3 separate regions of the Homo sapiens genome follow, and regions 1 and 3 are each linked to region 2. Evidence: chromatin contacts called from ENCODE Hi-C or POLR2A ChIA-PET data. All regions are on one chromosome and are shown on one strand. The core of a region is the stretch at or near the end of the contact, and the rest is flanking DNA. Distances in the headings are between cores, read along the strand shown.

Region 1 (3,647 bases), core at 273-2,772, 680 kb before region 2:
TCTGACCTGGATGAATTGCTTCCCTAACTCTCAGTATGTCAGAGGGAAACCTGCACCCCCATGTTTATTGCAGCACTATTCACAATAGCCATAATATGGAATCAACCTAAGTGTCCGTCAGTGGATACACAGATAAGGAAGATGTGGTACCTATCCACAATAGAATAGCACTCAGCCATAGAAAAGAATGCAGTCCTGTCATTTGCAGCAACACGGATGGAACTGCAGGTCATTATGTTAAGCCAGGCATAGAAAGGCAAGCATTACATGTTTTCACTCGTGTAGGAGCTAAAAAATGTTAATTGCATAGTGTAGAGAGTAGAATGATTATTACCAGAGGCTGGGAAGGGTGTGTGTGGGGTGGGTGATGGGAGAGATGGGAATGAAGAAAGGTTGGTTAATGGGTACAAACATACAGTTAGATAGAAGGAATAAGTTCTAGCAGTCTATAGTACAATAGAGTGACTATAGTTAACAACAATATATTGCATATTTCAAAATAACTAGAAGACTTGGAATGTTCCCAGTACAAATAAATCATAAATGTTTGAGGTGATAGCTATCCTGATTACCCTGATTTGATCATTATGCATTGTACACATACCTCAAAATACACATGTACCCCATAAACATGTACAAATTATGTATCAATAAAATTTTTTAAAGTTTCCTTTATTGTAGCAATGATCAGCATTTTCTCCCGGTCCACCTGGGATGCTCCAACTGATAAAAGCTCATGAACATAAGCGAAGGGGGTGAGATTTTCATCTCTGAGCATTTGCAGTAAGAGCATGCTTAAGAAATTAAAAGTTACATTTCTTACAAGTAAAGAGAAGGGATGTCCAAAACAGCCCACTGAGAGCTGTTTGCTTAACTTCAAGTTCGCTTGACCTTGTTTTGACATCATCTGTGTGCTCTTATCTGCCTCATGATGATAATTTTTTCATCAGCTCCTGCAAAATATTCTGACTACAATGAAAGCTGACCTATCTTGTTTTGTTCAAATGGATTGGGAAACAAAACCATTAGGAAATCTCGGGGATAGAAATGAAGCCGAAATGGATTAACATTTGTTTTTAATTCATGAGTTCTATCGGTCTGGGTCACTGTGTATCAACTGGAAATGCAGGCTACATTTATTTAATCCCAAAGGTAGTTTAAACGTGTTTATATGTATATTCTGTGATTCACAGAGCTGTTTCTGAGCTTTTACAGTGTGCTTTGAAGTTTCAGTGCTTGAGAGGTGATAAAACAAGGTGACACCCAGCTTTAAGAGGAGGTACAGTATGTACAGTAGGCCTCTTGTCCCTTTCAAACTGTGCTGGGTTGGAACGTGACCTCACTGCTATCAGCCTCAGTACCATAAAAGAATGAATGTCCAGAGATCATCACTGGGTCCTTTGATAAAGAGGGCTGATTTAGAATAAAGAAATCCCAGTCAGCCTGAGTAATCATGTAATCAGAGAAACCACATGGGCAAGGAGAGGGAATTCTTAGCTACTGGCATGAGAGGCAAAGTCCACTCGGGTGACAACACAACCTTTCCTAGACCCTCAAATATGGAAGTGCAGCAAGTGACCCATAAAAGTGGAACCTAACACTAGGTCCATTTTATAATTAGCTTGCTCTTACTCAGGTACCAGTCACACAGCTTATGTTTCATGCTCTGCCTTCTCCTTCCTGTGGCTTGACTGTTAGCCAGCTTGGAGCTTAATGCCTTCAGAAACATGGTGGTTTTCCTGGAGAGATGATAGAATGTTCTGCCCCTGTGACAATTAAAAAGGAAGGGGCCAGGCACGGTGGTTGACGCCTATAATCTCAGCACTTTGGGAAGCGGAGGCGGGTGGATTGCCTGAGGTCAGGAGTTCGAGACCAGTCCGCCCAACATGGTGAAACTTCACCTGTAATCCCAGCTACTCGGGAGGTTGAGGCAGGAGAATTGCTTGAACCTGGGAGAAGGAAGTTGCAGTGAGCCGAGATCGTGCCATTGTACTCCAGCCTGGGTGACAAGAGCAAAACTGTCTCCAAAAAAAAAAAAAAAAAAGGTGATAAGTACACCTTTGTTCTTTAATCTCTATTGCTACATAAAAGAATACTTTCATATGTATCTGTATTTATTCATTTAGAGACAGAGTCTCGCTCTGTTGCCCAGGCTGAAGTGCAGTGGTGCAATCTTGGCTCACTGCAACCTCTGCCTCCCTGGTTCAAGGGATTCCCCTACCTCAACCTCCCGAGTAGCTGGGACTACAGGTGCGTGCCACCACGCCCAGCTAATTTTTTTGTATTTTTAGTGGACATGGGGTTTCACTATGTTGGCCAGGCTGGTCTTGAACTCCTGACCTCAAGTGATCTGCCCACCTTGGCCTTTCAAAGTGCTGGGATTACAGGTGTAAGCCACTGCACCCAACCTTTACTTTTCATATTTAATCCTGTCTCTGCTTGACTGAAGACCAGTGGCTTTCTGGAATTTTTACTCAATTCTCAGACCACTTATTGATGAACGGAAGCTCAGTGGGCCAGAAGTCACCACTTGCTTTTCCCTTCCTGGACCTCAGTCTGAGTGTGGGAGCTTATCCCAGAGAGGCTTGATTTTGATGCTACATTCTCACATAAATTCATCAGTCAGAGAAATTCTGGTAAATTCTTAGAGCCGGAGGAGTCTGGGGGATTGTCGTTGTTTTACATTTGAAGAAGTTCAGGACAAATAAGAGTAGTTGTCTAAAGTCACAAGGACATTGAATGAATGAGTCAAGATTTGCTTGAGGTGTTTTGGGTCCCAGTGTATCAGTCTTTTTACCACACTGCCTGAACAAAATTATGTAGTCTCATGTTTGGGCAATGCAAAAAAACATCATAGTGAAACAAATATTCACAGTGAATTATATTCAGGTGCCCAGAAGTCTCAGCTACAAAATATAAATTTATTTTAGCATGGTTTCCATGAACATATATCTTCAATAGGCTTTTCTGAAACTAGACCCCTAATTGTGTCACCGAGATGGGCGGGCTGTTCCCCATCAGCGCACCATGGCTCATTGGCTGCTTGTGGGAAGTGTCCTGAAGGTCCAGAGGTTGACACCGCCTGCCTTCTGTTAACTCACGGCTGGTCATGTTACCCTACTTCTGGCTATAACCTCCTCCCTTCCATGCTGCGATTCTCCACAAGATCTCAGGGATTTGAGAAACCAATACAACATACTTTTGTTTTCTTCCAAATTGAGAATGAGTTTGAGATGTCTTTTATTCTGCATTATTTGTTTCTAAGTGCAATATTGAGGTTTACCCCCTTATAAGCAATTAAATAGCATCTCTCAGGCTAAGAGATGACTCCAGGATATTTTAAAGCAAGAACTACTGGCTGGGCACGGTGGCTCACGACTGTGATTCCAGCACTTTGGGAGGCCGAGGTGGGTGGATCACTTGAGGCCAGGAGTTTAAGACCAGCCTGGCCAATTTGATGAAACCCTGTCTCTACTAAAAATACAAAATAATTAAAGAACCACTGCTCATGTGATTTAAGCCCATGGGGATTCTTAACTGGGCCTGTTATGAGTTTTACAAAGAGTTTATCATTTCATGAAGCTTCTACCGTAAGTCTCCTTCTATAGGTCAGGTCTGAAGGAGGGAGTCCCCTAGCAGGGAAGATT
Region 2 (3,193 bases), core at 168-2,667:
TATCTCGCACCTGAGGTGCTTCATAAGCAGCCTTATGACAGGACTGTGGACTGGTGGTGCCTGGGAGCTGTCTTGTATGAGATGCTGTATGGCCTGGTGAGTGGCACATTGGGAACCATGGAACACTGCCTGCTCCCTACAATATTGCCTTCACACAGCCCATGCTTGGCCATGGTGTCTTGCCCTTACCAGTACGCTTATCAAAAGCAGCTAAGAGGCATATTGGTTATTTTATAGTTCATAAGAATAATCACTTACCTGGTTCTTTTGTGCATTTCACATTTTACTAGATAGGACCACATTGAACCTGTGTGGTGGTGAAAAACTACCACTTATTAACATCTACCCCCTCACCCTCCACACACACACACACAAACACACACACGGGTTGCAAAGTAGACACTTAAATAGCAAGGGAAAAGAAAGCATTGAGGTGGGGAGAGTTTCTCAAATCGAGCCTAATATTTATTGCCGTTTATATCTTTTTCTCTACTGGTAATGTGTGCCATATGAAACTTCCAATTAAGTCTAAAGTAATTTTCCCCTTCTTTCAGCCGCCTTTTTATAGCCGAAACACAGCTGAAATGTACGACAACATTCTGAACAAGCCTCTCCAGCTGAAACCAAATATTACAAATTCCGCAAGACACCTCCTGGAGGGCCTCCTGCAGAAGGACAGGACAAAGCGGCTCGGGGCCAAGGATGACTTCGTGAGTGATGTTTTCCTGTCCTCCTGGGCCGGCCGGGACGTGCACTAGACCTCCCTGCCCTTATTGAATGCACCTGTCTAAATTAATCTTGGGTTTCTTATCAACAGATGGAGATTAAGAGTCATGTCTTCTTCTCCTTAATTAACTGGGATGATCTCATTAATAAGAAGATTACTCCCCCTTTTAACCCAAATGTGGTGAGTATCTGTCTCTCTTCTAAGTATAGAGAAGCCCAAAGGGCATTTATTTTAATTCAGAATTGTCTGGGGGAGGGTTGGAAGGAATACATTGGCAGATGTTTTCTCCATAAACCTGTTATTTTACCTACATAAAAAGCACATTTTTGTGTCCCAACAAGGCTCCCATAATTTTTAGACACATTTATCAATTCGAAGCACCAAAAGGCAACAAGTGAACATTATTCTTATGTTTAACTGTGTGTAGCCTTTTGAGATTTTGTGCTTGAAGTGGGTGATTATGGAAGTTGATATAAGACTTAAACTTGGTATTTAAAGCCTGGTCAAGATTTCCCTGTCCTGTGTCTAGTGTGAGTTCTTGACAAGAGTGTTTTTCCCTTCCCGTCACAGAGTGGGCCCAACGACCTACGGCACTTTGACCCCGAGTTTACCGAAGAGCCTGTCCCCAACTCCATTGGCAAGTCCCCTGACAGCGTCCTCGTCACAGCCAGCGTCAAGGAAGCTGCCGAGGCTTTCCTAGGCTTTTCCTATGCGCCTCCCACGGACTCTTTCCTCTGAACCCTGTTAGGGCTTGGTTTTAAAGGATTTTATGTGTGTTTCCGAATGTTTTAGTTAGCCTTTTGGTGGAGCCGCCAGCTGACAGGACATCTTACAAGAGAATTTGCACATCTCTGGAAGCTTAGCAATCTTATTGCACACTGTTCGCTGGAAGCTTTTTGAAGAGCACATTCTCCTCAGTGAGCTCATGAGGTTTTCATTTTTATTCTTCCTTCCAACGTGGTGCTATCTCTGAAACGAGCGTTAGAGTGCCGCCTTAGACGGAGGCAGGAGTTTCGTTAGAAAGCGGACGCTGTTCTAAAAAAGGTCTCCTGCAGATCTGTCTGGGCTGTGATGACGAATATTATGAAATGTGCCTTTTCTGAAGAGATTGTGTTAGCTCCAAAGCTTTTCCTATCGCAGTGTTTCAGTTCTTTATTTTCCCTTGTGGATATGCTGTGTGAACCGTCGTGTGAGTGTGGTATGCCTGATCACAGATGGATTTTGTTATAAGCATCAATGTGACACTTGCAGGACACTACAACGTGGGACATTGTTTGTTTCTTCCATATTTGGAAGATAAATTTATGTGTAGACTTTTTTGTAAGATACGGTTAATAACTAAAATTTATTGAAATGGTCTTGCAATGACTCGTATTCAGATGCTTAAAGAAAGCATTGCTGCTACAAATATTTCTATTTTTAGAAAGGGTTTTTATGGACCAATGCCCCAGTTGTCAGTCAGAGCCGTTGGTGTTTTTCATTGTTTAAAATGTCACCTGTAAAATGGGCATTATTTATGTTTTTTTTTTTGCATTCCTGATAATTGTATGTATTGTATAAAGAACGTCTGTACATTGGGTTATAACACTAGTATATTTAAACTTACAGGCTTATTTGTAATGTAAACCACCATTTTAATGTACTGTAATTAACATGGTTATAATACGTACAATCCTTCCCTCATCCCATCACACAACTTTTTTTGTGTGTGATAAACTGATTTTGGTTTGCAATAAAACCTTGAAAAATATTTACATATATTGTGTCATGTGTTATTTTGTATATTTTGGTTAAGGGGGTAATCATGGGTTAGTTTAAAATTGAAAACCATGAAAATCCTGCTGTAATTTCCTGCTTAGTGGTTTGCTCCCAACAGCAGTGGTTTCTGACTCCAGGGGAGTATAGGATGGTCTTAAAGCCAACCTACGTTCCAGGCCTTTTTAGCAGCATTTTATGGTGTCTGTCATTCATAAATCCATCCAAGGAAATCCTTTGCAATTTACTCATCTTGCAAGGATTGCTATGAAGTAATGCTTCCTGTATTTATTGCCTGTCCTGTGAAGTTGGACTATTTGTCCTGACATTTGGCTTGTCTTCAGTTACAGGTAATTCTTTCCAGAAATATTTGAAAGCCTACTCTGGGCTCTATTGCGAGTGCTCAGGATATCGTAGTGGACAAAGCAGACAACTTCGCCCTTCCAGAGCCTGATGAAGAAGGCCGACCTAAAGCAGTTAGTTGAGATGGAAATTGAGAAATAGTCTGTGAAGTTTAGGAGAATGCCACACAAGAGGGTGAGAATTTTTTTTTTTTTTTTTTTTTTTTTTGAGACACGGTCTTACTCTGTCGCCCAGGCTGGAGTGCAGTGGTGTGATCTTGGTTCACTGCAGCCTCCGCCTCCTGGGTTCATGTGATCCCCCCATCTCAGCCTCCTGAGTAGCTGGGACTACAGGCATGCACCACCATGC
Region 3 (3,443 bases), core at 666-3,165, 930 kb before region 2:
ACCATCTTTTGCTATATGTTTGTTTATCATTTGTCTCCCCCAGCCAGAATATATAGACTTCATGAGCTTGGATTTTTGTCTATGGCCTATATCCCAACACTTAGAATAATACCTGGGACAAAGTAGGTATTCAAACATAGCAGATGCTGTCATATCCTCCTAGGTTCCTTGGATTCTGTCATTCAAGTGTGCTCTGGCCAACTTCAAACTGCCTGTATCTGCATCTCCAAGCTCCAGGACGCTTTCTAGAAATGATATATAAGACCATTCTACCTATTCTATGCATCACACTTCAGGATTTACAACCATCACTACCACAGAGCAGCCCTCAATCAATGATTCTCATCATTTGATGCATAAATACTACAGCTGCCTTGCTCTTCAATGGAGGAGAATGGGAGTAAGGAAAAGCGGGGAGGGGAGTTGTTCTGAGACTTTGGTAGCTGTCCTAATAATACACCTGTGTTGGCTGCCTTCTTTCCCTGCATCATTTCCCCCTCCCCTGCTGGTTTTTACTTCTCAAGTAAATAATTCACTCTCAAATTCTTATCTCAAGGTCTGTTTGGGGCAATTAGAAAATAAATATTTGTTATTGTTGAATGAAATATTCATAGCAGATTCTGGATACATGTGTAGAAAAAAGCTGGATGGGGGCAGTTAGGGCATAGTTTCACAGATGACGGAAAGTTGGCTGAGCAGCAAGGGGAAGGCGCTATCACCAATCAGGAGGAGACAAGTTGGTTGCATTAATAGGACTTCCAGGATGATGTTGGGAAAAAAAGGAAAAGAAATAAAAGATACATTAAGGTGAAAATGAAAATGACTCCTTGGCAGCATCTGAGAATCAGTATCTGCAGTTGAGTCCTAGAAATGGCTGAACACAGAAACAAGCACACAAAATGCCAGCTTCATGGGTGTGAAACCTGTGCAGCTGCACAGACCGCACGCTCAGAATGACCCTGTGTTTGCCTTAATGCTCTGCTGTTGCCATCTTGAAATTCTTGATAATTTTTGAACAAGGGGCCCCACATTTTAATTTTGTACTGGGCCTCACAGATTACGTAAGCAAGCCTAAGTTCATTCCGTAGTTTCTCACTGCAGTTTAGGAAAAGTCAAGAACTATAGTTCAGGAAGAATAATAGAATATTAAGGATTTAGAATGAGAGAAATAAGACTTAAAGAGCTGGCTCACTAAGAAATTCTCAGGGTCTTCCCACAGTCTACTTTAGTTAAGAGTGCTCATTTCCTGTCTCAGATGCAGCCACATTGGAAACAGAAATAAGTTATTTAGTAATATTTCATGGCACTAATTACTTAGCACAAATATGAAAACATTTGATATATATGTGTGTGTGTGTATACATATGTATGAACTATATAGTTTATAGTTTGTTTTGTTCAGAGGAAAAAATACAGTTGATGCTAACTAGAAAAAGACTGATGAATGGCAGGGCGGGGTGGCTCCCACCTGTAATCCCAGCACTTTGGGAGGTTGAGGCGGGGGGATAATCTGAGGTCAGGAGCTCGATACCAGTCTGGCCAACATGGTGAAACCCCCCGTCTCTACTAGAAGTACAAAAATTAGACGGGGGTGGTGGTGTGTACCCGTAATCCCAGCTACTCGGGAGGCTGAGGCAGGAGAATCACTAGAACCCAGGAGGTGGAGGTTGCAGTGAGCTGAGATTGCGCCATTGCACTCCAGCTTGGGCAATAAGAGTGAAACTCCATCTCAAAAAAAAAAAAAAGAACAAAAACAGAAAAACACTGATGGAATGCTAGCCAAAAAGTCATATTTGTCATCATAGTCGACCTGTAATGTTCTGTTTTTGTGGCATGTGCCCTATTAGCTGCTAGTGGCTTTTTAATTGATCATTCATCTGGCTGTATAATTGGGAGGCTGCCAGGAATCTTTGATGTTTCCTGTCTGAAAAAATGGCATATAAAATGCTGTTTTAAAATATGCCATTCTACTTATTTCCACTTAAAATAGAGGAGATTGAAAACAGTACATGTAAATACCAAAAAGATGTCTTCTGATATTAAAAAATAAAAAAAGTATTTGAGAAAAAAATTAATGATCCCCCTTGTGGGAAATTTTGAAGCTTGTGGATTTTTAAGCAGGGAGGCAAATAAGTAAAGCATCGCAGCATTTTTCACTAACTAAAAACAGATGTCATGTGATAATGGGTGTTACATCTGCAGCTGACACCCACTTCAAAGAACAGGTGCCTCTAGTTGTTTAAAAAAAAAAGAGAGAGAGAGGGCCGCTCTTATAGCAGTCTACAGCAGGCTTCAGGAAGTGATGAGGGGGGGCCATGGAAAGACCAGCCCCTTGGACGCTCTGGGTCACTACGTCATGGTGGTACATCTGGGCACTTAGGTCCTCAGTGACCTTTCTCCCAGGTAAGACTTCAATGTCAGAGGTTAAACTGCTAGATGATTACATTTATTTAAAAGTTATTACTTTAAATGCAGTAGAATGAAGTGAGGGCTTTCCTTTACATCATATACAAAAATTAACTCAAAATGGATGAAAGATCTAAACACAAGAGCTAAAACTATAAAATTCTTAGATGCATACATGGGGGAAAAACTTCATGACGTTGAATTTGGCAGTTATTTTAAGATACGACACTAAAAGTACAGTCTAAAAAAGAAAAAATAGATAAATTGGATTTCATCAAGATTAAAAATTGTTGTGCATCAATGAATACAATCAGCAGAGTGAAAAGGCAACTCACACAATGCAGGAAACATTTGCAAATCATATCTCATATAAGAGATTAACATCCAGAATATATAAAGAACTACAACTCAACAATAACAACAAAACCAACTCAATTCAAAAATAGGCAAAGGACTTGAATAGCTATTTCTAAAAGGAAGATATACAAAGGACAATAAACATATGAAAAGAGGCTCAATACTGCTAATCACCAGATAAATGCAAATCAAAACCACAATGAGATATTACATCACACCTATTAGAATGCTCATTGTATATATTTTGTAAAGTGTTGGAGAAGAAGTGGAGAAATTGAAACCCTTGTGCATTGCTTATGGAAATGTAAAAGGGTGCAGCTGCTTTGGAAAAATGGTGTGACAATTTCTCAAAAAAATTAAATATAGAATTACCATATGACCCAGCAATTCCACTTCTAGATCTATACCCAAAAGAATTGAAAGCAGGAACTAGAACAGATATTTGTACACCAATATTCAGAGTAATCAAAAGGTAGAAATAAACCAAATGTTCATGAACAAATGGATAAACATATGGATAAACAAAATGTGTATACATACAGTGAAAAATTATTCCATCTTAAAAAGAAATAAAATTAATACATGCTACAACATGGACGAACTTTGAAAACATTGTGCTAAGTGAAATAAGCCAGATGCAAAAGGGCAAATAGTGAATGATTCCATTTATATGAGGGATC

What was found. Hi-C counts contacts between places; a loop is a spot of excess contacts on that map. ChIA-PET counts read pairs that join two places held with the same protein, here RNA polymerase II (POLR2A). Pooled maps may share reads with other maps.
Region 1: a pooled map shows a loop between it and region 2 (1.9-fold over the local background). The contact joins two enhancer-like sites. A Hi-C loop is called at or near these places in 1 of 37 single-sample maps with no recorded cell type and 1 of 50 pooled maps. POLR2A ChIA-PET finds 5 or more read pairs at or near these places in 5 of 52 experiments (HepG2, K562, activated CD4-positive, alpha-beta T cell and 2 more).
Region 3: a map of CD4-positive, alpha-beta T cell shows a loop between it and region 2 (7-fold over the local background). The contact joins two enhancer-like sites. A Hi-C loop is called at or near these places in 3 of 168 maps with a recorded cell type or tissue (CD4-positive, alpha-beta T cell, CD8-positive, alpha-beta T cell and naive thymus-derived CD4-positive, alpha-beta T cell) and 5 of 50 pooled maps.

Annotation. Positions count from the first base shown.
Region 1 is chr6:134,851,191-134,854,837 of GRCh38, reverse strand. All of the region lies in intron 2 of LOC101928277 (a long non-coding RNA gene), which reads left to right. Among named protein-coding and RNA genes, the nearest start is that of ALDH8A1, 97 kb to the left of the region's middle. RefSeq lists an enhancer at 3,495-3,647. Within about 2 kb of position 1,522, at least 4 of the 41 ENCODE cell types and tissues checked have a DNase peak (open chromatin) inside an H3K27ac peak, as active enhancers do.
Region 2 is chr6:134,168,540-134,171,732 of GRCh38, reverse strand. SGK1 (serum/glucocorticoid regulated kinase 1) reads left to right here. Exons shown (of 14, transcript NM_001143676.3): 11 at 1-96; 12 at 555-710; 13 at 818-907; 14 at 1,298-2,477. The coding sequence ends at 1,465. Among named protein-coding and RNA genes, the nearest start is that of SLC2A12, 120 kb to the right of the region's middle. Within about 2 kb of position 1,417, at least 6 of the 41 ENCODE cell types and tissues checked have a DNase peak (open chromatin) inside an H3K27ac peak, as active enhancers do.
Region 3 is chr6:135,101,888-135,105,330 of GRCh38, reverse strand. No RefSeq gene overlaps it. Among named protein-coding and RNA genes, the nearest start is that of HBS1L, 49 kb to the right of the region's middle. Within about 2 kb of position 1,915, at least 3 of the 41 ENCODE cell types and tissues checked have a DNase peak (open chromatin) inside an H3K27ac peak, as active enhancers do.